Linked DNA regions of Homo sapiens: region 2 is linked to region 1. Evidence: read pairs that join two places in POLR2A ChIA-PET (ENCODE). Cell type or tissue: IMR-90. All regions are shown on one strand. Links, peaks and the distances in the headings refer to the core of each region. The heading gives the core; the rest is flanking DNA.

Region 1 (15,288 bases), core at 4,418-12,417:
TTTTTCAAAACAAATATAGACTGAAGTAAGAAGGTTAACGTGCCTTTAAATGTTTGCCTTTTCTATATAAATAGGCTTATTATTTATTGAAGGTTTTTGAACAAATATTTATTGAATACTTACTATGTGTCAGACATTGTTCTCAGTGTTTAGAATATCTCAGTGAACAAAAAACGAAGACCCTGACACTGTGAAAGCTTAAGTTTGAGATAGGAATGCTGATAATAGACACAAGCATAATAAATAAATAAATTATGTAGCTTGTTAGAAGCTTTTTATACAATACAAGAAGCGTTTCCATATAATATGGGGAGGAAAAGAAGAAGGAAGGTACTATAATAGGAGAGCAGGAGGTGTTGGGGCACAATATAGCATAAAGAGGCAGAGCAGGCTTATTGAGAAGTGGTATTAGCATAAAGACTGAAGAGCTTTTCAGGCTAAAGTAACAGCCAATGCAAAGGGCCTGAGAGGGGAGTTTGTCTGGCATGTTTGAGGAACAACAAGGAGGCCAATGTGGCTAGAGCAGGGCAAATTGGGCAAAGAGAAAAAGGATCAGACAGGTAACTGGGATCCGAACACTTAGGGCCTAGCAGACCATTGTAAGGACTTTGGCTTTTACTCTGAATAAACTGGGAGCTGTTACAAAATTCTGAGCAGAGAAGTAGGGTATTTTTGGTTTTTTGTTTGTTTGTTTGAGACAGGGTCTCACTCTGTTGTCCAAGCTGGAGTATAGTGGTATAATTCTAGCTCACTGCAGTCTAGAATTCCTGGGCACAAGTGATCCTCCTACCTCAGCCACCTAAGTTGCTGGGACTACAGGTGCACACTACCATGTCTGGCTAATTTTTAATTTTGTTTGTAGAGAGAGGGTCTCCCTATGTTACCCTGGCTGATCTCAAACTCCTGGCTTCAAGCAATCCTCCTGCCTCAGCCTCCAAAAGTGTTGAGATTACAGGCGCAAGCCAGCAAGCCCCCCCACTGGGTCCATATTTAGGTTTAAAAGGGTCACTCTGGCTTCTGTGCTGAGACTAGATGGTGGGTAGAACAAAGATAGAAACAGAAAGGTTAGGAAGCTGATGACGGTGGTGCAGACCAAGGCGGCAGCAGAGGTAGCACTGAGAAATAGTCATGTTATGGATATAGGATGAAGGTAGAGCAAGAGATTTTCTGATGAATTGGATATGGAACATGAGAAAACTATGAGTCAAGAATGATCTCAAGGTTGTGACCTGAGCCCTGGGAAGATGGTGTTTCCATCAATTGAGATGGGAGTGGCCGCCAGAAGAACAAGTGAGGGGGCCATATTGGGAGTTCTGTTTTTGACATATTCAATTGAGACAACCAAATAAAGACGTTAGTAGATAACTGTATGTGAGCCTGGAGTCAGGAGAGAGGTGTGGGATGAAGAGGTAAATTTAGGAGTCTTAGGCATTTAAGTGGTATTTAAAGCCATGAGATTAGATGAAATCGCCTAAAAAAGGAAGTAAAGATAGAGAAGAAAAGAGAATCAAGAACTGAGCACTGGAGATCAACATTCAGAGGGAAGGTAGAAAAGGAGAAGTCAGCAAATGAGACAAAGAAGAAGCAGCTAGGAAGATAGGAGGAAATTCAAGACAGTGTGTTGTCCCAGAGCCAAACGAAGACGGGTCAAGTAAAATGAGAAGTGAGAATTGGCCACTGCAGTTAGCAACATGGAAGTCACTAGTGATCTTGACAAGAGCAGTTTCAGTGAAGGAGTCGAGGGAAGCAAAAGCCAGACTGGGGAGGATTCAGAAGATAATAAAGGAGAGGAATCAGAAATGGCTACTAAAGACATCCCTTTCAACAAGTTTTGAGGCAAGCAATCCAAAGAAATGAGGTGATAACTTGTAGGGAAAGATGGGAGAATAACAGCATGTCTGTAAGCTACTGGGAATGATCCAGTAGAGAAGAAACATTGTGATAATATAGGAGTCAGAAAAGATAATTGCTAAGGCAGTGTCCCGGATGGGAACTAGTCATGGCTGGAGGGACTGGCTTTAGTTAGCAAAATGGAGACCTTATCTATGATAGCAGGTGGGAATGTAGCAGATGAGAGGCAGATGGAATGAGTGTGGACATGTGATTATAAGGGTCAGGGGAAGTTCTCTTCTAATTGCTTCAGTTTTCTCAGTGAAGTAGAATGCAATATCATCAGCTAAGACAATACAGATGGGAGGAGGAAATGTCAGAGATTCGAGGAGAAAAAAGAGAATATCAAATAGTCAGTGAACGGGTGAACAAATGGACTAAAGAGGCGTAGGGTGATTAGTGGAATCAGGACGGGTTCACTTGAGTTTGTGCTTATGAATTTAAAGTGAGATCAATCAGCATGGTTGTGTTCTTTTCTTCTCCAGCTCCAGTAAGTTACCCAGGTGCAGATACAGAGAATGCAGAGAGTTTAATTTTAAAAACCTGTGGTTTTTTTCAAACAAGCATTAAAAAAAGTAGAAAAGCAGCAAGGAAATTTTTTTCCTTGAAGGTGTGTGCAATTGAGAGTGATTATTGAGGATGGAATTCAGCTGGGTATGGAGGGGAGTAAGGACGTGAAGTGGTGATGGACAGTGAAAGGGTGGTAGAAGAATTGGAGGTCCCAGTCAGGTTAGAGTATTAGAGAGAAAGTCGGGCAATGTTGATCACATGTAATACATGACATTGAGAGAACGAAATAGCATGGTCTAGCAAGGCCTGCCCATGGGAGTGGGGACTGCAGAGGGGAGGCCACACAATGAGGGAAAAAGAGGTCGGGGATCTAAGATCACAAGACACTAGAAAGATGATTCATGCATATGGAGATCACCAAGAAGTTAAAACCCCAAAAGGTAAATTAAGGAAAACAAAGTTATGCTACAACTGTGCAATGAAATATTATACAGTCATTAAAAACAGAATTTTGGAAAAAATAGTTAAAGACATGAAGAAATGATTAAAAAATGCTAAGGGAGTAGGGAATCCAAGATATTTAATTTTATATGTAGTACAATTCCATTTTCTTAAATATATCTTTGTGCATAGAGAAAAGACTTGAGGAAATAAAATGTCAGTGGTATTTATCTCTGGGTGAAATTTATTGTTTTCTATGTATCTTTATTATTTTCTAAATTTCCTACAAAAAAATAGGGAAAAAATCATTAACAAAAAACAACAAAAGAGAGTAAACATATTATCTCTGGTGCATTAAATTTCATAAGAGCATTTTTAAAAATAAATAATTTAGTCACAGCTCCCAGATTTCCCACTGTCTTCTGTGTGTTAGTTCACTTAGGTAATGTGAGATGTGACACAGTTTTACAGCCAATTTCTGAATTTTCTTTCATCTTCAGACGGTATTTTTTCCATATAAGAGTTTTCTTTTCAGTCAATTGAAACTCTAGAAAGTTGTGTTTCTGTCCAAAAGTTCTCCAAATGGAGATGTTCAAATTTGAAGTAAGCTTTCCTTCTAGAGAGGACACATGTCCTTTACAGAAAATATGGGAAAACAGTAGCTATGTTTCTAAAGCTTAAGCATCCAAATCTGGCATGGAAAACTAGAATGGTTATAACTTAGATTGCTTTAGTAGATGCTTCTCCCATTCAGGGATAAGTTGAGCGGATAGGCTTCAACTGTGGGGTCTTTGTCCTTTGGTAAGGTACACTGAAGTAAGCATATTTAAAGAGAATGTCAGTTAATTTTAAATTTGTAATTAAGTCTGGTTCAAAGTAAAAGTAAATACACACAAACGCACCCTTCTCTCCACCCCGGGAACAAAATACATGTTTGTGTTTGTGAACCTAGTGGTCGTCTTATGTTTCACTTTTAGTTTCAGCTTTTCCTAAAGGTTTTTATCCCTGACCTATTAAAAGAAACTCCACAGAGAAAAAGACCCCCCCCCTCCTTGACTCTCAATCAAGTAGATTTCTACCTGTCCTTCTCTCTAACATCCTCTGTAGTCTCATGTTGACAATAAAGAAATAGGTTAGGGAAGATAATATAAGAAAAGATTTAGGATTGAATCACATGACATTTGATTTGAAATTGTACAAAATTGTGAAAGCATTAATCTCATGCTGACTCGGTCTGAGGAAAAATCCCATTTATCATTTTGGAAATTTTTTTATTTTTAATTTAAACCAATTTACAATACAACTGACACAAGAAAACTAAAAAGAAAATGTGGCTGAATTTTAACCATTGAAAGTTCATGTTGTAATCTCTGCAGAAAAGTCTGGAGTAATTTTGAGAGGAAAGAAAACATTGTCTAAAAGCTGAAAAAATATCGCTTTTAAGCATGGAATTTCCTAAGTCATGAGAATCTGAAATCACACTGCTATTTCCCTGGCTACTAATTTCAAATCCTTGCCACTCTTGTCTGAAAACCTACTGCCTACAGCCTGGCCAGAACACGGGGTGGGGATGCTCATTTGTAAAAGGCTGCCTGTATCTCGCTTTGCCATCGCCCCATCCCTAACCACAAAGCCAAGATGAGTGAAAAAGAAGATCCCTATATTTACATCAGATTTACATTAGACCTTCAATTCAAACATACAAAGTGTGCAGTGACTAGGCAACTTATAGCCCTTCTTACCATAGGAACTTTATTCCACTTTTATGGTAGTATAACTAGCCTGAAGATGAGGGAAAGGCCTGAGAGGTCATCTAGAGCAGTGGTCCTCAACATTTTTGGCACCAGGGACTGGTATTATGGAAGACAATTTTTCCATGGACTGGAGAGCAGAGGAGGGGTGGCGGGGGTGGAGTGAGAAGATGGTTTTGGGATAATTCAAGCACATTCCATTTATTGTGCACTTTGTGCCTACTATTATTACATTGTAATATATAATGAAATAATTATACAACTCTCCATAAAGTAGAATTAGTGGGAGCCCTGAGCTTGTTTTCCTGCAACTAGACAGTTCCATATGGGAGTGATGGGAGACAGTGACAGATCATCAGGCATTAGATTCTCATAAGGGGTATGCAGCCTAGATCCCTCATATGCACAATTTACAACAGGGTTTGCCCTCCTGTGAGAATCTAATCTAATGCCACTGCTGATCTGATAGGAGGTGGAGCTCAAACAGTAATGTGAGCAATGGGGAGTGGCTGTAAAAAACAGATGAACCTTCTCTCCCTTGCCCCCCAGCCCAACTCCCCTGCTGTTGTGTGGCCCTGGTGTTTGGGGACCCCTGATCTAGAGCCCAATCTTGTAACTAGGAAGGCACATGACTCTCTCCAAGGTCAAGAGGCTGAATAGAAACACTTAAATGAAGACTTCAAAATTAGATTCTCTTGTGTACATGTATCTACAGTAGAGTGTTAAACACACATCTACCTTCACAGTATTCAAATCGCTCTTTACTAAGGATTTAAAGAAGCAAATTTTCAAAACTTGGCTATAGTTACTGGCTCAATCATTTGCTTACTATAAACTAGAATTCCTTCTTATTTAAATGTAACATTTCAATTGCAGGAGTTCAAATACATTGTGTCCTGAATAATCTTAAGGTACAAATATTTCAAAATAATACTTTAAATAGAAAAACCTGTCTTTGGTACATTAACACTGAATTTTTCCCTTTCTTCCTAAGCCAGCCATGAAATACCTACTGATTCTAAATGAAGTAAGAACTTGGTTATGTGATTCAAAAATGTCAAGAATCTCTGGCCTGCATGATCTAAGATAAATGGAAGTTTGTGCAACTAACATGATTTTGGTAAAATGTATTTTTTAATTAAAAGAGTCATATAATTATATTAAAAGCTGTTTATGTTAAAACCAAAATCAATACCAGTGATAATAACTAATACTTACGAAGTGATTACTAAGTGTTAGACATTGTGCCTAAAGATTTACTATATTATCTTGTTTTATACTTTCCACAATCCCTTGGGGATAGCTATGGTTATTAGGCTCATTTTACAGTTGGGGGAACTGAGCACTAGAAAAATTAAGGCATTTGCCGAGATAATAAGCTAGCAAGTGGCAGAATTGAGATTGGAGCCCAGGTAGTCTTAACCACTCTATCAACCAGCTCGCATAGAACAGTTATTAGCAAATAAGAAAAGTATGGCTTTGTATGAGTTTAGTTTTCAGTTAAATGGTGTGTTTCACTGATGGCTGATGTGATTAGCACCTTATAAACCTTGGAAATGTTGCTTGTCAAGCATGGAAAAGTAAAATATTTGTGCTTGCTATTCTGTTCCCAAGACTAATTTTTAAAATTCCATAATATGTTAAGGTAATAATAATGAAAAAATTAATTACATAAACAGGCCATTAGGTTAAAAGCCTACACAAGCATGACCTACCAATTTTCCAAACTGATGGTAGAAATTAGTATGTTGATGGACTTTAACCACTGCATAAAAATAACCCAACATGCCCTTGTAAATCATTGTCGAACTCATTACTCATTACAGATTGTACTTCTCATTATCATGCCACATGTAAAATCTTGACAAGATTTGTCTGACATCCAAACAAACTCTTATAACTAACTCAAGCAGCATGTTTCTATGGTATGTCAGCCCGCTGCAGGTGTTTCTCTATCACAATGAATAATTACATCAAACAAAGACAAGAAATATTCTAAAGCTGACAAAACCGCACATCTGAAATCTGTATTTTCTACCTCTTGGGAAATTAAAATCTACAAGTATAGGGGCTTCAGTGCCCATGTCTTGGGGCCATTCCAGGATTATAAAGAAAGATTTTTTTTTTTTGCAAACCCAAGTATTATAACAGTACAGGAAATTAAACTGTATTTATAGACTGGACACCAGCACACCAGCATGCTTTCTTAGCTCTTCAAATCTCCCAACAAAAATAAAAACACTAGCAATCAAATGGGTGAGCAAGAAATGACAAGTATTTTGACAGCTCTAGAATACTTTGAGGTATTTTTAGCATATTTCTGAGTCGTATTAGCTTAACCTGTTATAGAATATAAATGAGCCCATATGGCACAGATGTAATTATGCTCCATGTGAGAAATCCCTGTAGTAGGTTAAGGAGGGGGCTGGAAGAGAATACACCAGCCCCCACCTCCCTCCCCACCCTCTCCCCCTCACCACATGTGCCTTCTGGAGGGCATGATTTACACATCATTTGCATTGAGAAGAATATGAAGAAACACAATGCTAACAACACAGTACTGAAAAGGGCAAGCAAAAGATTGGGGATCCCTAAGGGTGCTGCTCTCTGTGACTGACATCCGGTTAGGAGTAGAGGCAGTTTCCCCTGGGGATCACATTTGATGAAGCGATCTTTGATTATGTAGGCACAGCAATCATAAGGCATAATTATTATTACTGCAAAAGAATGGGCAACAAATCTCTGGGGAAAGCCTCTGTCACAGACACTTTGCTGGCGCACGCTGGAAGCGAATGTTCTCCCAAGGATCATTTTCATTCCAACCTGATATTTAGCTGAAGCTTCTTTGACTACCAGTCATGAAACATTAAATATAGATTAGAGCCAGAGAGATGTTGAAAGTTGAAATTCACCGGAGGTGCAAGCTTGTGTCCTTGAGAAACAACCTTGAATGCTGTCCAGATGTTGTAGCAGCAAGGCAGAATGGTCCCAAGCTGCAAGGAGCCAGCCACAGAGGAAAGAGGAGATGTTTAGCATTCTACCAGCCTTCTGTTTGCTTTATCTGTACTACATTAATTTAGCAGAGAATCCTAACAGGCTGTTAGTGGTAGATGTTGCAAAGTGTTCACTATCCCGAAAGAATGAAGAAATGCTTTTGCGCCAAGAAGAGGAGTAATTCAAAGCACGTAATTGATTTTCTACAGTTTCAAACTGTGATAAGACTAAGGTCTAGCAACAGAAACATATCTTAGCAGTTTTGTCTGTGTTTCTCGATGAAATAAAAAAAGAGAACCCCCATAACTAGTAGATGGTTAACTTACTTTGAACATCTCACTAGATATTAACAGATATTGCAGTGGAATTTGGAATAAATTGGTTTGATTTGGAATGGTTTGCAGAAGGCAGCTGTGCTGTAGGAAGCAAAATTCATTGCCCAGGTGTGTGATGGAAACACCTTTCCCATTTCCTCAAGGAACTGGGTGTGCTGCACTTACATTCAAGACTCTCTCCACTCCCCTTACCTCACCCACTTTTGCAGAACATGAATCAGAGGGAGGCTCTTCTGGTATTAGTTAGCAGGCAACACGCTTCACTCAGGGAAAACTCTTGCTCACTATTATTCCCAGCAAATGAGAGATATTAAGCCAGTCACCCTAGAGGCAACTGACCAGCTGTTCTTCTTGTTCATGGGAAACAGAGGAGATGAGGAGGTGAGCACCAGGTAGGGATAGGAAGTGAGACCTAGGAACTCCTTGCCGATGAGGGCTGACAAGTGCTGGCTTGGATGAACAAAGAGTTTTTATTCCCATAGACCTTTAGAAACAGGAGGTACTGGTTAGTTCCTCAGGTCTTTCTGGAAGTGAAGAGCTGGATTAGATGACATGTAAGACCACCCCCTCTTTTCCAGCTCTCTTTTGCCTTCTAGCAAACTAGCAAACGAAAATTCTCAATCTCTCTCCCACCAAAAAAAAAAAAAAAAAAAAAAAAGGGAGGAGAACCAGAAGCTTTGTCTGAAGTTGCAACAGTCACTGGGGGTCTCTCATCATAGTGCTTCAGGGCCTAAGGTGATCATTAACAGTCAGCAAGGCAAGTTCCCTGAGGCATGTGAGAGCAGGGAGACCGCAGAGTCAACTCTTACCTTTTAAGCATCCCTCCCCCGGCTCTTGTTAGAGGCCCCTTCTGCAATGCCAATTCTGTGTTTATACTGATGGTGGAAATAGATATGTATGGAATAACCCCAAAGTCATGTTAAACAAATACAATTCACTAAAAAGGAAGAGCCAGTCCCTGCCAATTTTCATCAGTCTTTGTTCCACTTATGTAAGAGCCCTGGCAACTGGGCTCAAAAACAACCTCAAGAGATATCATCATACTCCATCAATGGATAGCCCTCTGATAATGGGTTTGGAGTGGGGTTGAAGGGTGGAATGGGAAATGTTTCACCAGGGAGGTGGCCCTTCAACTGGCTCTTATAGGGTAGAAAAGGATTTTGTTGGAGGTTTGGGGTGCTAAGGAGGAGATTCCTGCAGCTGGATGGCGCAGTTCAAAGCACAGAGACTTTGAAATTGCAAGTTGTCAGGGAACTGCAAATAGTGGGGAAAAGCTAGAGGGTAGTAGATAAGTGGGGAGAGAAAAATAAGCTAGATGGATAGAAGGTGGTCATCCTAAGTTTTCCTGCCATTAAAGGGTCCTGAATAGAAGTAAAGAAAGGATTGAGCAGAAGTGATCAAATCAGTTAGTATTATAGTGGTCCAGGTGTGAGAGGATGAGTTCCTGAACTAGGGCAGTGACAGTGGGGATAGAAACTACAGGATGAATAGGAGAGAAGTTAACGTATAATCTACTGGACTTAGTATCTTTTACAATGTGAAGAATGAGGGCAAAAGGGAACCTGGGATGATTCACAAGTAGAGTGAGCAAAGAGCAAATACTGTCCAAATCATTGAATTTCATCTCCAAATTGTTTATTGTGTTACTTGAGAAGGAAGTTTGTTTCTGTATTTGACTTTGGTTTGATTTGGGGAGGCTTCATTTGGATTTCCAGGTATCCCCTTCATGTAGCTGTCCCTAACCTTTTTGGCAACAGGGATTGGTTTCGTGGAAGATAATTTTTCCACAGATTGGGGTAGGGAGGATGGTTTTGGGAAGATTCAAGTGCATTACATTTATTGTGCATTTTATTTCTATTATTAATACATAGTAATACATAATGAAATATACAACTCACCATAATGTAGAATCAGTGGGAGCCCTGAACTTGTTTTCCTGCAACTAGATGGTTCCACCTGGGAGTGATGGGAGACAGTGACAGCTCATCAGGCATTAGATTCTCCTAAAGAGCATGCAACCTAGATCCCTCACAGGTGCAGTGCAAATAAGGTTCATGCTTCTCTGAGAATCTAATGCCACTGCTGATCTCACAGGAGGTGGAGCTCAGGTGGTAATGTGAGCAATGGGGAGCAGCTGTAAACACAGATGACACTTTGCTTGTTTGCCTGGTGTTCGCCTCCTGCTGTCCAGCCTAGCTCTTAACAGGCCACAGACCACTACTGGTCTGTGGCCCAGGGTTCAGGGACCCCTCCCTTGGTGGACAGCAAAGAGAAAGTGCCTGGATGAAGGAGAGGAAAGAGGGCAACTGTGCTGGGAGCCTTCAGATTGTGGACAGTGGAAGTAAGGTGATGATGGTCACCAGGAGAACCTTATGAAAAACTAATATACCATGTTCTAAAAGCTTTATTTATTTTATTATTTTATTTTTGAGACACAGTCTCGCTCTGCTGCCCAGGCTGGAGTGCAGTGGTGCAGTCTCGGCTCACTGCAACCTCCGCCTCCCAGATTCAAGTGATTCTCCTGCCTCAGCCTCCCCAGTAGCTGGGACTACAGGCAAAGTGTTGAGATTACAGGCGTGAGTCACCACACCCGGCCCTAAAAGCTTTTTAAAATTATTCTTTCTGACCCAACAAATTACACTTGTAGAAACCTATCTTAACAAAATGACCAAACTGCTGTTTTCCATTCTAATGATGCTGCAGTGAACATTTCTAAAATGTTCACTGCAATATCATTAGAATGGAAAAAATTCCACGTCATCAATAATTGAAGCGATTAAATAATTGCTCTAGAAGTAGTAATGCAGAGACATAAGATAACAAAGTAAAAAGCATAAAAATTGGAAAGGAAGAGGCAAAATAGTCATTATTCACAAGTGAGATGGGTGTACCTGTGGAAACCCCAAGAGAATCAACTAAAAAATGGTTATAAACGATAGAAAAATTCAATAAATTGACAGATTGAATTATTGGTAAAAAATGTCAACAGTTTTCGGACCAGTGCGGTGGCTCATGCCTGTAATTGCAGCACTTTGGGAGGCTGAGGCAGGCGGATCAAGAGGTCAGGAGATGGAGACCATCCCGGCTAACACAGTGAAACCCCGTCTCTACTAAAAACACAAAAAAATTAGCCGGGCATGGTGGCACGTGCTTGTAGTCCCAGCTACTCGGGAGGCTGAGGCAGGGGAATCTCTTGAACCTGGGAGGCAGAGGTTGCAGTGAGCTGAGATCACACCACTGCATTCCACCCTGGGTGACAGAGCGAGACTCCGTCTCAAAAAAATATATATATATTTTATATATATATATATATATATGAACGAAAAATCTCATTTGCCAAGGAAACATAAATGATTTAATAAATGGAAAGGTATATCGTAATTTAAAAAGATTTAAATATCCTACTTTAGGGAAAAACTGACTCAATATTAAAAAGTCAATTCTCCCTAAATCAATCTATAAATTTCCTGAGTTTTCCAATAATACCAGTATGCTGTTTGTTCGTGATGGTAGTTTTGGGCATTTTTGTTTTGCTTTGCTTTTGAACAGGCAAAATGATTTTGCCTAGTGGTGGGGTTTAAACTTTATAAGATTTAAGAGTGATGAAAGGATACTAATCTTATTGGTCATAATATTTCAGTAAATAAAACCCTTAGGCACTGGTAATGAAGTACATGACTAAATTAATGGAAGAGAATGGTGAGTCCAGAAATAGAAACAAATACTTACTAGAATTTAGCATGTGATAAATAGTGCAGCATTGATCTGGTCTTAAATTCTGAGATGAAATTCCCTTTAGAAGAAAACTGGTAGTGTTTCAAGATTCAGTGGATTTTGAGTGAGCAATAATTTGCCTGTTGGAGAATATTATAATTTTGTTCCATTCTTTACAACAGGCCAGGATGGGTAGTATACTTGTTTCAATGCAACTGTTTTTTCTAATTGATATATATATAATTATATAGCTATAAGTAGTCTCCACATTTGTATTTATAACCAGATACCCAGGGCACACTGTATGTGTGACATTTTTGCTTAATGCAGTATTCATGGGTGCCCAGAGAAACAAAACCATTACATTATTATCTTTTAAAAAAGGGTTGATAGGTGAGGCATTTAAAAGTTCTGGCTAAAATAAGGTTTGGGGATTATTAACGGATTTAATTTCTGCAAGCCAACTCCATGACACATTACCATGGCTAGCTAAGCATTAACTGGATTTTCCATCCGTTTCCCATATTGTTGAGCTCAACCTCAACTTTTCAGCTTGGGCAAATCCCTTAACCCCTGTAAGCCTCAGTTTCTTCCCCTGTCAAATGAAGGGGTTAGGCGAATTGATCCCTCCAGGCCTTTCTCACTCAAAGCTTCTGTTATTCTGGGTACAGCAGCTCGTTGCCACCCTCTGTTGCACAAAACATAAGGTAAAACAAAAGGAGAAGTGTGCTTAGCTAAAAACAATGCAGACATTGTAGGTAGAGTAGTTACCAGTTTAGAACAATGGTTGCCAGTCTTTCTTGAAACTGCGGTTCTGTGCCAAAAAAAAAAAAGTATGCATCTCAATATTTGTAAATACACTTACTTATAAATTCTACACATGTATTGCTATATGTGCTTATATATGTATTAAGGTATACTGTAGTAATGAATTATGTTCATTTTAACACATCCAAAAAATATAAAACTGTAAATCCTAGCATTTTCTTCCAACACTTCAGTGGGTCATCTTGCATATCCTCTAGAATGACTGGTTTAGAGACAGAATTAGTTTGCTCTTCAATTAGTATATTTAATAGGGAGCAAAACTGGTGGAGCCCAGAAGCTTTTTCAATTAATCTGTGGGTGAGGGGTAGCCAAGTATGCTTGAAAAGAAAAATCTTTTTTGAATCTGAAGTCAGAAAACCCTGCTCTGACGATTAGTAGAACACTAACGAAAATGCCATTTCCCATCCCCAGGGACTTTTACCACTATCCTTGCCTCTTAATTCTTCATGCCTTATTTTCTACACATGTTAAATAGAGTTCATACTACATCCCCTATAAACCTCACAGAGTTATTGTAACAAAATAGATTTTATATGTAATGTATATAGATTATATATAGTAACAAAGTAGATTATATATAGAAATCTATATATAATATAACCTCTATATAATATAGATTATTATCTGTATATAATATATACAATGCATTATACAAATGGGAAGTATAAGAATTATTGTTACCAAATGCACAAATAGTATACATTCTAATCCAGTTTAACCTTCTACAATTGACCTGATTCTTACATACACATAAACCTAACCAAAGAGTACCATATACTGTATCCTAAATTGATCAAGGTTCTAATTAGGAAAAGGAACAGGGAAATTAAGTTGAAAAGCCTTCTGAGAATACTGTTGAGCTTCTCATCTTTGTAACACATTTTATTCCTGGGTAGTCAATAGATATTTTAGTGGCAGAGCCCCCCTACCTATTCTGCTTACACCCTGCTCCCCGTGCCACTCACTCTTAGCCACTCTCCTCCAAAGTGCCCCACCCTGGCAGTATTGGGCTATCCCTTCTTGGGCACTGTCCCACGCTCTGATAAAACTTATCTGCCCTGTGATCCATTCTTTCAGAACTTTGCCATCTCCTCACTAAGAGAACAGTATCCATGTGCAGATGGCATAAATGCCATTTATTGATGACAAGTTAATGTATGACCTCTGGCCAGGTGTAAGCCTGGGCCCATGAAGCAAGGACTACAGCATCATTGGCAACTGTCCTTCCCCATAGTCAAGTAGGACCCAGCAGGAACCAGTTATTGCTTCTTGAACTCAGGAGTGCCCCCTGCTGGGATCCTACAGTGTTCCCCAATCTTCCTCGGTGTCAACCTCTGTGCCTTGAAATTGATGGCAGCTGACATTTATTAACCACTTGATATGTGTCAGGTTTTATTGTAAGTGCTTTAATTCATGTTTTAATTCATACAATCACCACAACAATCCTGTGACACTGAAATGATATATCAGAATGGAAATCAGCTGACTATCAGTCCTGGATACAGGTTTTATTAATATCCCATCTTGACATTTTGAAGGTGAAGAAATATGCTTTTATTCGACAAATATTTTTGAGCTCCTACTATAACCCAGGCACTGTTCTAGGCCCTGAGCATACTCCTATAAGCAAAACACAAAAACCCCTGCCTTCATAGAGCTTAGATAACTGTGAAGTTAATGAAGAAAATTTTTTGGCAGTGATCTTAAATCAAACCAGACAGTGAGCTACTTCCCCTGCTGGGCCTTGCCTGTCACAGCTGAAAAGCTGCTTCTCAACTTGTGTGGAGCTATCAGAGTTATAGTCATTGGACTGGCAGTCCAGCTGCTCTCATAGATGGCTTCAGCTCCAGCTTCATTTGCACCCCTGTGGGCACTGGGAGGTGAGTTGCCAAACTTCTTCTCTCATAAAGGCTCCAAGAAGTGGGCTGGGACAACGCCAGAAGAGTTCATAATTCTGTCTTTACCAGCTCTGTGGACAGAGGAAGAGTGCCGACGCCAAAACGTTAAAAAAGTTATAAAGTCACTTGGAAAGAGCTTAAAACAAAACAAGTACACTTTGCAATGGAAATTTCCAGCTACATGTAAGAATTTACTAAAGACAGAACCTCAACTTAGTTTTAAAAAAGAAGGCAACTTCCCTTTGTGAATTAGGAACAAAGTAAATTAAGATCTTGATCTCATGGGTACTCTATTTATAAAGAAACATTCTACCATTAGCATTTTGACAGGACTGATGTGGCCAGCTGTGATGAGGAAGCATTGTGTTTGTAAACTTTACCTCCAGGCTTTTAACATTCAAATGTCCCTTTGAACCTTGGAAGGCTACTATCTCAGAGAGAAAAAGCAGAAAATCAAATAACTAAAGTGAGGGCACATCAGAACTGCTGGGACAGCATGGCCTTGCTAAGGAAGGTAGGCTGCTCTGGGGTCGCCAGTGGATGTTGAATAATTTGCAGATGTAATTTTCTAAACTGTGATGTGGGGTCAGGAGGGGGATGATGGTTGGGGGGACTAGGGTCACCCTAACAATGTAAACATTATGCTGCTATCTTTGCCCTCGTACTCGATTTTTATTTCTTCTGGTAAATTATAGTGTCTTATATTTTTCTGATTTTAAAACAGTACATGGTTAGAATAAAAGAGCAAGCATGGCAAAACTAACAATCGAAGGTGACAGTCCCTCATAGTGTGACAATGCATTCCAGTTTGTCCAGGGCAGTCATAGTTTATATCTGTTGTCTTGGTGTAATTATTAGTAGCAAATCCTTCATTTTCAAAGGCATCTCTGTTTGTACAATAAATTACATGTTACTCTATTCATAACC
Region 2 (15,288 bases), core at 3,813-11,812, 54 kb after region 1:
CTATTAACCTAAGGCCAGAAATTGAGCTTTTTTGTTCTTTTGGAGAAACAGTAACTACTAAAAGCTGCACAAGATGAGATTTTGACCCAGATTTATTAACACTTCAAGAAATAATTCCAAATAATATTGTGATAACTTGTAGTGATTTGAGCTGAGCAAATGTGGAGGTCTGTGGTGGATTAAAGACGGCTGCAAATTCCTTGCCATTCGTCTCAACAAGATACGGGGTTTATTTCCCCATCCCTTGCATCTGGGTTGGTCTTTGAGTACTAGTAGAATGAGGAAAGAGTGATACCATGCTGGCTCCAGGCCTAAGACTTCAAACGTCAGGCAGCTGCCATGTTTGTGCTCTGCCAGCTACCATGCTATCCAGCAGCTTCAGTAGACTACTGAACCATGAGAAGACATGGAAAGGTTCTGGAGGTTGAAGCACCATCTTGTGAGTACCAGCACCAGCCAAGCTCCCCACTGAGTGCAGTTCCTGAGTGATCTCAGCTATGCCCTGTGGAGCAGAACTGCCCAGCTGAGCCAAGTCAACTCACAGAATTGTAAGGCATAATAAATTTTTGTTGTTTTAAGCTATTCAGTTTTGGGATGGTTTGTTATACAGCAATGGATACTGAAGCAGGTTCCATGTGGATTTCTTTTCCATTTCTTTAGGAGAAAGTGGATTTCTTGGTCTTTTGCTTATTTGTTTATTTTGGTTCTTAGTATTTTTTGTTTTACTAATACTTTAAAAACTGTTTTACTAACAATTTATACCAAAAACCAATAGCAAAATAATGAATCTTTCTTACTTTTCAGTCACCCAGTTTCACTCCCAGATGCACCCACTTTTGGTAGTTTCTTAGGTATTTACATAAAAGCACAAACATATGTATTGTCTTTTTTTCATTCCTTTCTTTTTACGTCCAGATGGAAAGTTACTTTACATGTGATTTTATACCTCCTTCTCATCATTTACCAACGTATTGTAGAAATAGTTAACACCAATACTCAACACCCTGAAAGCCGCCTCATTTTTTAATGATTATATAATATTCTATTACGTGATATAATTTATCTAACCAGTCTCCTATTCATTGGCATTTGCTTCTAATCATTTATTAAAAATAAAGCTGCAATAAATATCCTGTAACTATATCATTTTGCATATGTGCATGTACATGCATATATTCCTAGAAATGAAATTGTTAAGCCAAAAGGTATATACATTTTACATTTGATAGTTGATACCAAATTAACCTCCATATAAGTGGTATCAAATTATACTCTTACCAGCAAAAGGTGAGAATGTCCATATCTCTACACATTGAATAACACATCTAGATCAAATTCTTCTATTGTTTGTTATAGTTCTATGGTTGATTAGCTAAGATTTTCCAATAATTATAATTTTACCTCTTTTCCTTTGCTGTTTTGTATTTTATTTCTTTCTCTTGTCTAATTATAGTGGCTCGTACTTTCAGAACAATATTAAATAATACTGGAACTGTCCTATTCTTTTGTTTTGTTTTGTTTTGTTTTTTGAGACAGGGTCTTGTGCTGTCACCCAGGCTGGAATACAGTGGAACTATCATGGCTCACTGCAGCCTGACTTCCCAGGCTCAAGCAATTCTCCCACCTCAGCCTCTTGAGTAGCTGGGACTATAGGCATGTGCTACCATTTCTGGCTAAGTTTTTTTTTTTTTTTTTTTGGTAGATGTGGGGCCTCACCATGTTGCCCAGGCTGGTCTTGAACTCCTGGGCTCAAGCCATCCTCCTGCCACGATCTCCCAGAGTGTTGGAAATAGATTACAGGCATGAGCCACTGCACCTGGCCAACTGTCCTATTCTTCCTTGAATGAGAGCACTTCTACTGTTTTCCCATTAAGAATAAACCTGAGAAAAAGAATAAAGCTGACATTTGAGATGAAACATTTATCATTTTAAAGAAACAGTGTCCATCTATTCCAATCTTTGAGAGCTGTTATCAAGAAAGGATGTTACATTTTATCAAATTTCAACATCTGTGGAATAGTCATATGAGTTTTGTCTCTTTCAATCCATGAATATGGTGAATTACATTAATAGGTTTCCTGATGCTGGAGTATACTTACAATCTTAGAGTAATCCTTGTATACTTGGTAATGGTATATTAATCTTGATATTTTTCTGGTTCCTTGTTGCTCCAATTTTTATTTAGGATCTATCTATCTATCTATCCATCTATCTATCTATCATCTATCTATATCTATCTATCATCTATCTATCTCTATCTATCTATCATCTATCTATCTCTCTCTCTCTATTATCTATCTCTCTATCTATCTATTGAGACAGAGTCTCTCTCTGTCACCCAGGCTGGAGTGCAATGGTGTGATCTCGGCTCACTACAACCTCGCCTCCTGGATTCAAGTGATTCTCGTGCCTCAGCCTCCCGAGTGTCTGAGACTACAGGCATGTGCCAACATGCATGGCTAATTTTTATATTTTTTGTAGAGATGGGATTTCACCATGTTGGCCAGGCTGGTTTCAAACTCCTGGCCTTAAGTGATCTGCCCACTTTGGCCTCCCAAAGTGCTGGGATTACAGGCAGGAGCCACCACACCCGGCCTGCATTTTAATTTATAAATGAAATTGGTCAGTGGCTTTAAAGGATACTTGACAGGAAACATTCTGTCAGACACAAAAGTAATAATAGTGTGAGTGGGTAAATCACCAAATGAGAAATTACAGACAACAGAGAGAATGCTGAGGAGAAGGGAGGAGGCCACCTCTCCTATGAAAGAGGATCTGGGGGAGACAATCCAGGAGATCCTGAGGCAGCAGGGAGGAAAAGCCAAAGGGACTCATATCAGACAATTGGGTCCCTGTCAACTGGAGCTAAAGATCTTATGCAGAGGAAGGGCGAAGTCAATGCTTGGAATACTGACCCATTACCCATTAGTGAAATAATTGAATTGCATGTGTAAAAAATAGGCAGACTAAGTATCAAAATATCTTAAATCACAAATGGTAATTCACTGCAATTGTTCCAGTGACTGGAAGAGAAAAATAACGAATTTTCTATAGAAAACATGTAATAGAGAAAGTAAAAGCAGATTTGACCTCCTGGGTTCAACTCCTAGCCCATACATTACTCATCCCAGGGAATTGCCTGTTCATTCCTTCTTTGGTGGAATGAATTCTTCAGCACAGTGTCTGCAATGGAGGAGGGACACATTTCTGCAACAAGGGAGATGGCTCTTCTCGGGACTAGAGCTCCCCTTCATTCAGGCAGTAGGCAGTGTCTGGGCAAACAAGCAAGTACACGTCCCAGGTTTGGTAGAAGTGGCCATCTGGAAGCCCTTCTCCTTTCCATGACCCTGAAAAGTCTGTTTTATGTTCTCTCACTGAGGAAGGGAGCTGAAGCTGGAAATCATTAAATGTTCTCAAGTGTCCTGAATGTCTGCAACCCTGAGGATGAATCGCTCTGACTTATTTGTTTAAACGTCTGATTTTAGTAATGATATCACCAGAAGCTATTAAGCTTAATATGAGGTGAGATAATTTACAGAGCTTATTAATACATGTGACACTGCCCATACTCTGCTCCTGCAGCTCATTAGCTGGATGACTTTGGACAAGTTTATTCAATGACGCCGAGCCTCAGTTTTCTCATCTGTAGAATGGCTATTATAAAAATAGCTTTCCTGATTACCTCACTGGGGTGTTGTGTAAGGATCAAATGAGATAATAAATGTGTACAGCACTTTGAAAGCAAACATAATGTATATTGCATAAATCACTTGTGAAAAACATCTTTGCTTACTATAACAACTCATCCCAATTCTGGGGCAAACTGGTGGGAGAATTTTACTCTTTTTCTTTTTCCAAAGCACAAATGAAGAAAGGATTTCCATTCTTCTATACTTTTAAGAGGTGCCTCGTTGACTCTAATGAGATGGGTTGAGTCGCTGAGCCTCTGATACCCTTTTCTGACACCTTTTCCACTCACTCTGCTAGTATACCAGCTAGCCATCACCTAGATTACAAACACAATCAGAGGGGAAAGAATCATTGGCCTAAATAGGAGGATTCTGCCTGAAATAGGGTTAAGAGGCTAACCACTGACATAGGAAAAACTTTGGCTTGAGTAAATGAGAAACAGAACATTTGCAACAAATAACTATTATAAGCCTAATGACTGCAGAATGCTCTCATCAAAAGAATCAGACTGTGTGGATTCAAATCCCGGCTCTGCCACTTGCCAGCTGAGGGATTTTAGGCAAGTTACTAACTTCTCTGTGCTTGTTTCCTTACCTGTACAATGAGTAGTATAATGGTACCTCCTTCGTAGAGTCATTATGAGGATTAAATAGGTTAATATTTAGAGAGCTCTTTGAACAATGCCTGGTGCATGCAAGTGCTACATAAAGATTTATTATGTTATCTGGCAGAGAGTATTTAGTATGTCAGACTCTGGAATTAAGCCTCAATGTTTGTTTGCTAATTAGAGAAGGTGCATGCCATTGATGCCACATTGAATACAAGATTTAAAGAGTCTATGAGTTTACAGACCTAAATGTAAGTATTTTCAGAGACATTTTCTGCATTTAGCATTAAACTCCCCCACAAACACATTACAAATACTTTCTTTAGACAACATCAAACCAGGTTTGAGGTCTCTGATTTCAGATTGGGTAATCCATTTAACCTCTTCACGCCTCAGCTGCTCTCTCTGTAGAAATGCAATAAAAAAAGCTTGCTTCACAAGGGTGTCATGAAGATGAAAATGAGATAACGTTTGTAAAACTCTAGTGCTTGCCAGGAGAGGCGCCGCCTAAATGCAGATTGTAATTATTAACATTGTCTCATATCCTACTGGAGACCAGTTTGAATGCCATTATCTTATAAAATGACTAAAGCCAATCTTAGAAATTACAATGTTAGGGGGCTTGGGTAGTTAGGAACATAGTTGCAGACAGCTTCCTGCATAAAAGCAGTTGAGAAGGCGCCACCAGACTCTGCTGTTAAAACTCACTTGTGACACTACCTAGAGTCCCCTAGGGTAGAGTCTGAGAGATCTTAGGCACTTTGCAAATATGGCTCTCTAAGGCTTACCCTCTGTGACTCACTAGCATTACCAAGTCCGTAGAAATCTGGAGCAGGAAGATTTGGAGCGTTTCCTACTTGAAGTTCATTAGCTGCATTGACTTTCAAAGCTCTTTAGAGGAGTTTAAAATGTTGGGGAACTCTGTGACTTTAATTCTCTCCTGCCTGTTCTAGGTTTACGTGGGATAGACAGTAGCTGACAAATGTTCAATAAGTAAATTAATAAATTGAAAGAGGCAGAAAATTTTTCCATGAAGTTTTACTATTTCTAGTGGAGCATAATATATCAAAAGGGGAGAATCAAAAAATTGGTGATAAGCAAGTTGATTTTAGGTGGCACACAGATGCGTATTCTATACACACACATACATACACACACACATATGTATGTATTTACACACACATGTGTGTGTATGTATGTGTGTATGTATGTGTGTGTGTGTGTGTAAGTGTATAAAAGTTAAATATAGGACATGAAACCTGTGGATTTATGGATATTATTGCTTAGGACAAAGATAAAATTGGTAGTTGAGGGCCGGGAGCAGTGACTCACACCTGTAATCCCAGCACTTTGGGAGTCCAAGGCAGGTGGAACACCTGAGATCTAGAGTTCAAGACCAGCTTGGCCAACATGGTGAAACCCCATCTCTACTAAAAATACAAAAAAAAAAAGCCGGGTGTTGTGGCACACACCGTAATCCCAGCTAATTGGGAGGCTGAGGCAGGACAATTGCTTGAGCCCGGGAGGCGGGTTGCAGTGAGCTGAGATCGTGCCACTGTGCTTCAGCCTGGGCAACAGAACAAGACTGTCTCAATTAGACCAAAAAAAAAAAAATCGTAGTTGAGGCTGGGTGCAGTGGCTCACGCCCGTAATCCCAGCACTTTGGGAGGATGAGGAGGCCTCAAAAAAAAAAAAAGTGTTAGTATCACCCGAGGTCAGGGGTTTGAGACCAGCCTGGCCAGCATGACGAAACCCCATCTCTACTAAAAATTAAAAAATTAGCCGGACATGGTGGCACCCACCTGTAATCCCAGCTACTTGGGTGGCTGAGGCAGGAGGATTGCTTGAACCCAGGAAGCAGAGGTTGCAGTGAGCTGAACTTGCACCACTGCACTCCAGCCTGGGCAAGTAAGACTCTGCCTCAAAAAACAAACAAACAAGCAAACAAAAAAACAGTAACAACAAAAAGACAAAATTGGTAGTTGAAAAAGATGGCTGATAGTGAGGAAAAGAATGTATTTGACTTAAATAAAAAGTAATTAATAGTAATAGAAAATAATGCCATTTTTAAAGCAAAAATCTCAACTAAAGTTAAGGAAACACTATGTTAGAAGAAAGATGAAAGCCTCCGTTCCTTGTTTTAAAATTTCTGAGTGTGGGATTTAGCTCCCAGGGCAGAATTTAGAGAACAATGATTTCTTCCATCTGGATTGATCATCACTGTTTGTAAAGCATTTTTACATGCTTTCACTTATTTTCAGGTCAGACATAATTGTTTCCGTTTAATACACGAGGAAACAGACTCAGTGTCCTTGAAAAGTTGTGCAATAGCAAGCTGGCAACTGAATAAAACTCTGCATATGTTGTAATACTGTTTAGGGAAAAGAATCATATGCTTAGTGATTTTTACAAAGTAGAGAGCTATTTACTGAAACCAGCAGTCCTTTATTTAACTCCTTGGAAACCCATATTTCTAATGGTGGTCCTGTTTATCCAGAGCCTTTCATCTGCCTTATGCTGAGTGTTGTGCTGAATATTGAGGCCTCAGTGGGGATCATCTGGTCTGTTCTTTCAAGGGCCAAAATCTGGACAGAAGTAACACACTGCTAGCTCAGTTAGGCCCCCAGTCATGTGTTGCTTGAATAGTAGGGTGTTAAAATTGTTTAAAAATCTATTGTTAGAAGCTAGGCACAGTGGCTCATGCCTGCGATCGCAGCATTTTGGGAGGCCAGGCCAGGAGGATTGCTTGAACCCAGGAGTTTAAGACAGTCTGGGCAACATAGCAAGACCCTGTGTCCCCAAAAAATAAAATAAAAAATGAGCTGGGTGTGGTTGTACGCACCTGTAGTTCTACCTACTCAGGAGGCTGAGGTGGGAGAATCGATTGAGCTCAGGAGTTTGAAGCTGTAGTGAGCTATGATTGTGCCACTGAACTCCAGCCTGGGTGGAGTTCTCAAAAAAAATATTTATATTCAAGAATCTGGAGATTTTGTTTAAAAATCTGGTGGCTAGCTTCACTTAAAACCCTCTAAATATCAGGCAAGACCAGGTCTGAATTCCTGTTTATTTAGCCTTTGGCTGGAGGTGTGTGCTCTCTAGACTGACATGGCCCTTCACTGGACTCACGTCTCCTTCACTCACTTACCCTGCAGAGCCCAGGTGCAGAAAGCAAAGCAGACAGGGCAGCAACTCTTACAAACCAGCTCTTCCTGGGGAATAAAATGAACACAGTGGACATTAGCCTAAAGTGTGAAAACCCAAGCTGGGGGAACTCAGCTATAGTTTCATGGAAGCTAAAGTTAAATATTAACATGAATAATATTTATCATGTTGCCTAAGAAATATTTTTACACCTTTGGCTGTTAACAAAATTCTTGCACATTATTTGCCATTTGTACCAAAACTTTGAAAAATAGACTAAGCAAAAATTATTATCCGTGTTTTACCGATTAGGATATTGGATATCCAAAACTGAAAGAAGTTGCTTGGAGCAGAGCCTGAGACAGGGATTGGGTGTGTGTGATTTATTGAGAAAGTGCTCCACAGGAAAATCCTGGCAAGGAGACAGTGAAGCCAGAGAGGGAAGGGGAAGGATGTGGTCTCATGGAAATTCCATTCTTGGCCTGGATCATGGGGGAGGGCTCTGAAACATTGACCACACCACAGAATTGCTTCCTCTTGAGGCCAAGGTGCTGGTCTTCTATGCTCTTATCCACCAGTCACTGGCTGTGGCCTTCTCCCACTAACTTCCTGGGTGAGGTGTCTCCCCTATTAGCACAGGGCAATTTCCTCAGAAGTAGAGGCATTTGCGGGCCTTCAGGAGCCAACACCCAAAGCAGCTGCAGCAGAGTCACTAGCTCAGTAAATGGAATCTAGGAGGGGCCACGACAGCAGCATCTTCCATTTTCCTAATACCACACACACAGTTACTCACAGTGAGATCCAAATAACAGCACAATGCCTAGTGCGCACACACATACACACACACCGTACACACTGTGTTTCAGGAGGTGGCAATTGCAGAAAGTACACAAGCTTTTCTTCCCACAACAGCAAAGTCTCAGGATACATTGTGAGAATTTGCGAGGAAATGGTCCCACCTTTATAAAACTGAATGTCACAGCTAATTCTGTGTAAACTCTGAAAATAATTAAAAATTAAAGTCTAGGCCGGGCATGGTGGCTCACGCCTGTAATCCCAGCCTTTGGGAGTCTGAGGCAGGCGGATCACCTGAGGTGAGGAGTTTGAGATCAGCCTGGCCAACATGGCAAAACCCAATCTCTACTAAAAATACAAAAATTAGTTGGGTGTGGTGGCAGGCGCCTGTAGTTCCAGTTACCCAGGAGGCTGAGGCAGGAGAATTGCTTGAACCCAGGAGATGGAAGTTGCAGTGAGCCGAGACGGTGCCACTGCACTCCAGCCTGGGCGACAGAGCGAGACTCTGTTATAAAAAAAAAAAAAATTACAGTCTAAGTTTTTATAGAGTAATAGACAGATAAAATAAAAGTATAATACAGATACACATAATATACATACACACATATATGGAACATATAGATATAAATGTATGGATGTAAACATAGATGTAAGATGTGATTGTTAATGTTTGGGAAAAATCTCTTGCCCCAGAAAATGGAAAAGCTTTGTGTTTAAAGAGTTTAGAAAATAGCCAGGCGTGGTGGCTCACGCCTGTAATCCCAGCACTTTGGGAGGCCGAGGTGGGTGGATCACGAGGTCAGGAGATAGAGACCATCCTGGCTAACACGGTGAAACCCCGTCTCTACTAAAAATACAAAAAAGTAGCCGGGCGTGGCGGCGGGCGCCTGCAGTCCCAGCTGCTCGGGAGGCTGAGGCAGGAGAATGGCGTGAACCCGGGAGGCGGAGCTTGCAGTGAGCCGAGATTGCGCCACTGCACTCCAGCTTGGGGGACGGAGCGAGACTCCATCTCAAAGAAAAAAAAAAGAATTTAGAAAATAAACTCTCCTTTCACAGAGCCTACCCCCTTGGGTTTTGTCATAAGAAGAAAAAAAAATGTCCGAGAAATATCAGGTTGTACATCTGGCATATTCCTGATTTGTTCTGAAATAATTTGAACTCAAGTGCATTTCCTCAGGTATGGAAGTATACATTTTGCTAAGTGTGGATAGAAAAGAAAGAAGGGGAAAGGAGTCTAATGCTGTATGAAATAGGGTTAGATTTTAAACCTTTAAAAATGTTTAGATACAGATTTTAGAAACTTCTCCTCATTGAAGGATACTAAGCAGGATGATATCCCTCATGACAGGAGACAGTCAATATTAGAAACTGTGGCAAACTAGGGAAAAAATAAACCGGCAAAAGCCCAAGGTAAAATACAGTTTATTTTATTTTCCTTGATTTCTTTCCATAACACCTTCAAAATACCATTCCAGAGCGATGATCATAACTGAATATTTTACATAATGGAAAGCACAGGCACCTCAGATCTTCTTCTGCATGACAAATGTTTAATTAGAAAAATAATAAGATGGAAATGAAATTGGCATTTACTATGACTGGAAGAGAGAATTGTCCTGGAGAAAAAAATCTAGTTTCTGTTCACCAATGGCAAAAAGGAAAAGGCGGGAGGGGGGAAGCAAACAAGAAAAAAAAAAAAGAAACTTAAATGATTGCTGGAAACAAATCAGAGACGAAAGTGTAAGGCTTGAGCCCATAATTTGGGTTGAATCTCTCTCTCTCTTTCTCTGTCTCTCTGTCTCTCTCTCTCACACACATACACACACCCCAAATCCCAACACAATTAAAAAAGGAAGAATGTGATATGTGACATTAAAGTTCTTAAGTTGAAAAAGACCTTTTTAATTGTTTCTGGGGGAAAAAAAAGCCAGGCCCTCTAAATGTTGCATTTCCATCAGATTAGATAAAGTATATACCAAATTATTATATGGTCCAATTCTGCACTGCATTAACAACCTAATTATAACTGTGAAATAATTCAGTGAGGATCCATATGCTAAAATATGGTAATTGTGTGCTTTTTGAAGAACTAGTTGTGTTTTCCAGTATTTTTCTGAGACCTCGTGGTGGTCTGTTGCCTTTGGTCAGTGATTTACAGGCCATAAGCCTCCTCCTCATCAGAGAATATGAAAGCTACAGTCATTCCCTGCCTTTGCATTTATTTGCAGATTTTTGTTTCTTTAACAGGAACACATCTTATCATAGAAAAGGTGGATAGGGTTCCGCACATGTTTTTCCCTGAATCTTTTGCCCATTTCAGTCCTGCTCTTCTGGATGCTGGGTACTGAGTTGGGCTTCTGGCTACCCAACATGCAGCAAATGCCAAGGAGCATTGGGTTAAAGGATGGCGTTCGGTTCTCACAAGCTGGAGTCCTTGGGAGAGCACAGCTTTCTTTAGACATTCCAAACCTGGGGCTCTGTGGTAGATCTAGAGGCTGTGTGGTAGAGCTAGGTGCAGGAAAGGGAATCAATGGGAAAGGAGGGATTATAGCAAGGTCATCAGCCTGAATTCTCATCCCTCAGCAACTCCTTCCCCCAACTCACTTGCAGTGCTGCCTTTGATGGTCAGATAGCAAATCAAATTTCAAATTTTGTATTTGAAAACACAAAATTTGCCAAGAGCTCCTGCTCTGGGGTCAGACTGCCTGAGTTTGAATATGCCTCCACCACTTATTGACTATGTAACTAACTTTCAGCAAGTTATTTAATCTCTCTAAATCCCAATTTCCTCATCTGTAAAATGTGGCTATTAATAGTATCTACTTTATAGTTTGTTTGTGAAGATTCAATGAGAAGATGAATGCAGGGGCTTGTACAGCCCCTGGCACTGGAGAATATTCAATTTATATTCATTTATTTTTTCTCTTATCATTGTTATTATGAACCAGATTTCAAGTGACACAATCCTAAATCTTAAATAAAATTTTACATGATTTCTATCAGATTTGAGGTATGTTATTCAATAGGAGAAAGTCTATTTCTCCCTCATGCCATTAAATAGTTACTCCAATTTCAATCTATCACTTCATATTAGAAGTTTAATATTTGTCCACCTCCTATTGACAAAAATTAATCTTGTTTAAATTTAGATGAAAAATTTTACATAACTTTAAAATGTGCAGGAGAAATGATCATAAGGGATCTTCTTGGGGTGATGGAAATGTGTTAAAATCGGATCCTGGTAATGGTGGCACAACCCTGTACATTTACCAAAAATCATTGAATTGGTCTGGGCGTGGTGGCTCATGCCTGGGGCTCAGCACTTTGGGAGGCTGAGGTGGGCAGCCCATTTGAGGTCAGGAGTTTGAGACCAGCCTGGCCAACATGGTGAAACCCCATATCTACTAAAAATACAAAAAATTGGCCAGGTGTGGTGGTGCACACCTTAGTCCCAGCTACTTGGGGTGCTTAGGCAGGAGAATTGCTTGAACGTGGGAGGCAGAGGTTGCAGTGAACGGAGATTGCGCCACTGCACTCCAGCCGGGGTGACAGAGCCAGACTCTGTCTCAAAAAAAAAAAAAAAAAATCACTGAGTTGTACACTTAACACAGAAGAACAGTAAAGCTGTTTAAAAAAGTGGATAAGGGGTTTACCTATTTTTTGTTAACAAGTACAAAAAGTAGGAAGGCTTGGTTTATTTGCTAAAGTACTGGGCCACAGAATAGTAAGTGTGCTTCATTCCATTGCAGCTGATGTCATTGAGTTTACCTCACAGTTGTTCTGGTTTTATGTCTTGTTTTTAAAATGTTTACTTATTTTAGGACGAGGACAAATTAATACCACCAGATGGAAGAAGCCATTAAAATTATTAGCTATGAACTGGCCTGCCCTCAAAACGCTACACAGCAGGTCCTCAACTGATTGGAACATCTCTGCTATCTCTTTGTGTGGTGTCCAATTCAAACGGTTACCATCCCGTTAGACTTTGGCCTTATTTTCCTTTGGTAGGACATTGTGGAGAGAGGGCCCATCCTTGCCTCTTTATCTAAGAAATATGAAACTACACAGATAACATTTTGAATTCTTTTTTTTTTTTTAATTTTTATTTTTAGTTCCAGGGTAAGGGTGCAGGATGTGCAGGTTTGTTACATAGGTAAACGTGTGCCATGATGGTTTGTTGGAGTTCTGTTTTTTTCTAGCCACAGGGTCTAAATGAAGTTTGACATCTGTCACTTAGTTTCAAATTCAAGAGAGGAAATGATACAATATATCTATCAGTGAGTGCTTGCATTGTGACAACCAGGTTGCTCATATCTCATGCTTGATGGGAGCATCCATCCAGCTTCCTAGAGCACCTATGAATGAGGGCAGCAATAGGACTGCCATGGTCAGGACCACAGGTTTTATTAATGGAGGGAAATTGGAAGCTGCTCCAATTCATTTGTCCTTTCATTCAACATGCTTTTGCTGAGTGCCTCCCGCTGTACTAGACTCTGGGAGTTGAAAAGAAAATGAGATGCCCTGGGGGGTCTGAAAGGGTAGGGTAAAATCAGAAAGATTTGAAAATACAAAATCAAGAGTAGCCCTCGCTTGTGAGCATGTGAGTCTCAGAGAGAGCCCCATGACCCTGAAGCCTCAGCTGCAGGTGCGATGATGGAGAAGGCGTCTGCAGAAGGATCCATGTGGGGAAAGTTTTGGGAAGTCCCTTCCTTTCCATCCCTATTGCCCAGATTCAGGCCAACATCACTCTTTACCAGGCCTACTGACTGTAAGGGGCTAACAGATCTCCTTGCCCCCAGTTCTAGCCCCTCAAATCCATCCTCAAAATTCCCAAGAACGATCTTCCCAAAATGCAAATCAGATCATTTGCCAACATTGCTTAAAACCCTTCTGTAGGTTCCCTTCACAGCCACACTCATCGGCAAGGCCTCCCTGAGCTAGCCTGCCTGCCTCTTTCGGCACTTCACCCTACATCTCATGCCCTGGCAAAAGCGAACTGCCAGTGTGCCCATCACACCAGAGCACTTTGGACAACCACTTTCCCTCTGCCTGTGCTTAAGACCCTGGACTTTGCCTTCAGACAGCTCTGGGTCTGACTACTGGCTCTGCAGCTGCCTAGCATTGTCACGGTGCGGGAGTCATTTTGCCTCCTTAAGCCTCAGTTTGTGAAGTGCGATGATATGCCCCACAGGACTGGTTCTAGCAATTTCTCACAACAGAAAGATGCTTGAAAAACAAACCTGGAAAACCAGCAAAGCTTTCTCTATGCAATTAACATTTTCTTTTTAGCACTTAAAATATCGTTAATGGTATGTATTCTATTTTGTAAAGTTCCACACTAGTGACCCACAGACAAAGGGTCATCTCGTTTATGTGTCTTGCATTATGGTTTTGTGGTTCCAGATTTTTATTAGAAGAAAGACGATGAGCTCCGACATGGCCCATGGCCCTTCACAGGTGCCCTGGCTTAGCCCTGTCCACACAGAACAGGGCAACAAACATGTGGAGAAAAGAAATAGGAAATCAGCAGAGACAAGTTTCCCTTCTGCTCATGGGTCACAACATTTATGTGCATCCTATATAGGCAGGCGCGGTTTGGGTGTCTTTTCCATGTGACCAACAGAAAACAAATTCGGACAGACAGAAGGCAGGAAGTTCTGCGAGCTGCCTCATGGTTATTGTTACTAAGGAAACCAATTCTTTAGTATTCATGTGTTCAGCAGACGGCCACGCTGAATTTCTGAGGCTGAATCTCTGAGGCTGAGGCGGCATCACAGAATGGCATGAGGGAGAAGAAGGGATGAAAACAGCCAAACAGCTAAATACAGAAGCTGTTTAAAAATATGTCAGTAATTTAGCCATCAACGATGGTTTCTAGTGGCTTTAAAAATGAGATCATAGCATGAAGTGATTTAAAGAGTGATCAGGAGCTTGTCTTCCCACTGCATTTATATAATCATATTCACATACTGTGCACACACAGGGAAGAAAAGCTTCTCCAGAGGGGACAAAGATCCTTGAAATCTGTTTCCATTTTGAGAAAATCATTATTGCATGAAAAGGGCTTCTGAAATTTATCTCTATCTGTTCTCTCTGTTCCAAAAAGCCTTTCCCTTACTATCTAAAGATGGTGATGGCAAATGTATTGTTAATGACCTCAAAGGTGACATTTTCTCTAGCAGAGAATGGGAGCATTTGCCATATTTGCTGAGCATCAATTCCAAGATATAAAAGAAGTCAATCCCATAGAAGTCAGAATCCCACTAGGACACCCAAATTCCCACTGGCCAGCCTGTGGGTGGTGATGAATTAACGGGTGTCGAAAGCCTTCAGAATATGAAAGAGCAAAGTCGGGGAATATGGAACCATGTGTCGCTTATCACAGACTCTCTGAGTGAAAGAGAAGAGCTGGAAGGACCAGAGAAAGAGAATCCACTTCCCACCCCACTCGCCCCACTGCCATTAGAATAATGCACAACATGTTTTGCAGACGAGATAGTGGCCAAATAATGACCCTCCTAATGAGCATCCAGACAGGGGATAGCTCAGACCTCTTTCTGTTCTAGAGAAATTATCTAAACTGAAACATTTCTTAACTGAAAATAGAGTGGGCCGGGTGCCGTGGCTCATGTCTGTAATCCCAGCATTTTGGGAGGCTGAGGCAGGTGGATTGCTTTGAGCTCAGGAGTTTGAGACCAGCCTGGGCTACATGGTGAAACATTGTTTCTACAAAAAGTAAAAAAAAAAAAAAAAAAAAAAAAAAAAAATTAGCCAGGTGTGGTGGCTCGCACCTGTGGTCCCAGCTACTCAGGAGGCTGAGGCTGGAGGATTGCTTAAGTCCCAGGAAGTGGAGGTTGCTGTAAACTGAGATTATACCACTGCATGCTGCCTGGGTGACAGCGAGACCCTGTCTCAAAAAGAAAAAAAAAAAAAAAGAGTGTCCCGGCCCCTTCACTTCTGATCTGTGTGGCCTAGGGGAAAGCACTGTGGCTTCTGGCAGCATCTCCTGGTTTGGAGGTACAAGTATCCACTGAAGTAGATAGGTCACCATTAAC

Evidence for each region. Peaks named below come from ENCODE experiments on the same cell type or tissue, not always from the same donor. Only the 100,000 strongest peaks of a DNase experiment are listed, where the experiment ranks them.
Region 2: POLR2A ChIA-PET joins it to region 1 with 15 read pairs; 3 of 35 experiments call an interaction of 5 or more read pairs at or near these places.

Annotation. Positions count from the first base shown.
Region 1 is chr7:91,286,894-91,302,181 of GRCh38, reverse strand. It overlaps LOC124901695 (a long non-coding RNA gene), which reads left to right and starts at 14,750. Exons shown (of 2, transcript XR_007060425.1): 1 at 14,750-14,875. RefSeq lists an enhancer at 6,038-8,043. In IMR-90, for the core only: no CTCF peak of the experiment used is centred there; no DNase peak of the experiment used is centred there; H3K27me3 peaks cover 1,738 bases.
Region 2 is chr7:91,232,090-91,247,377 of GRCh38, reverse strand. No RefSeq gene overlaps it. Among named protein-coding and RNA genes, the nearest start is that of FZD1, 25 kb to the left of the region's middle. In IMR-90, for the core only: no CTCF peak of the experiment used is centred there; DNase peaks (open chromatin) are centred at 5,097 and 7,907; H3K27ac peaks cover 572 bases.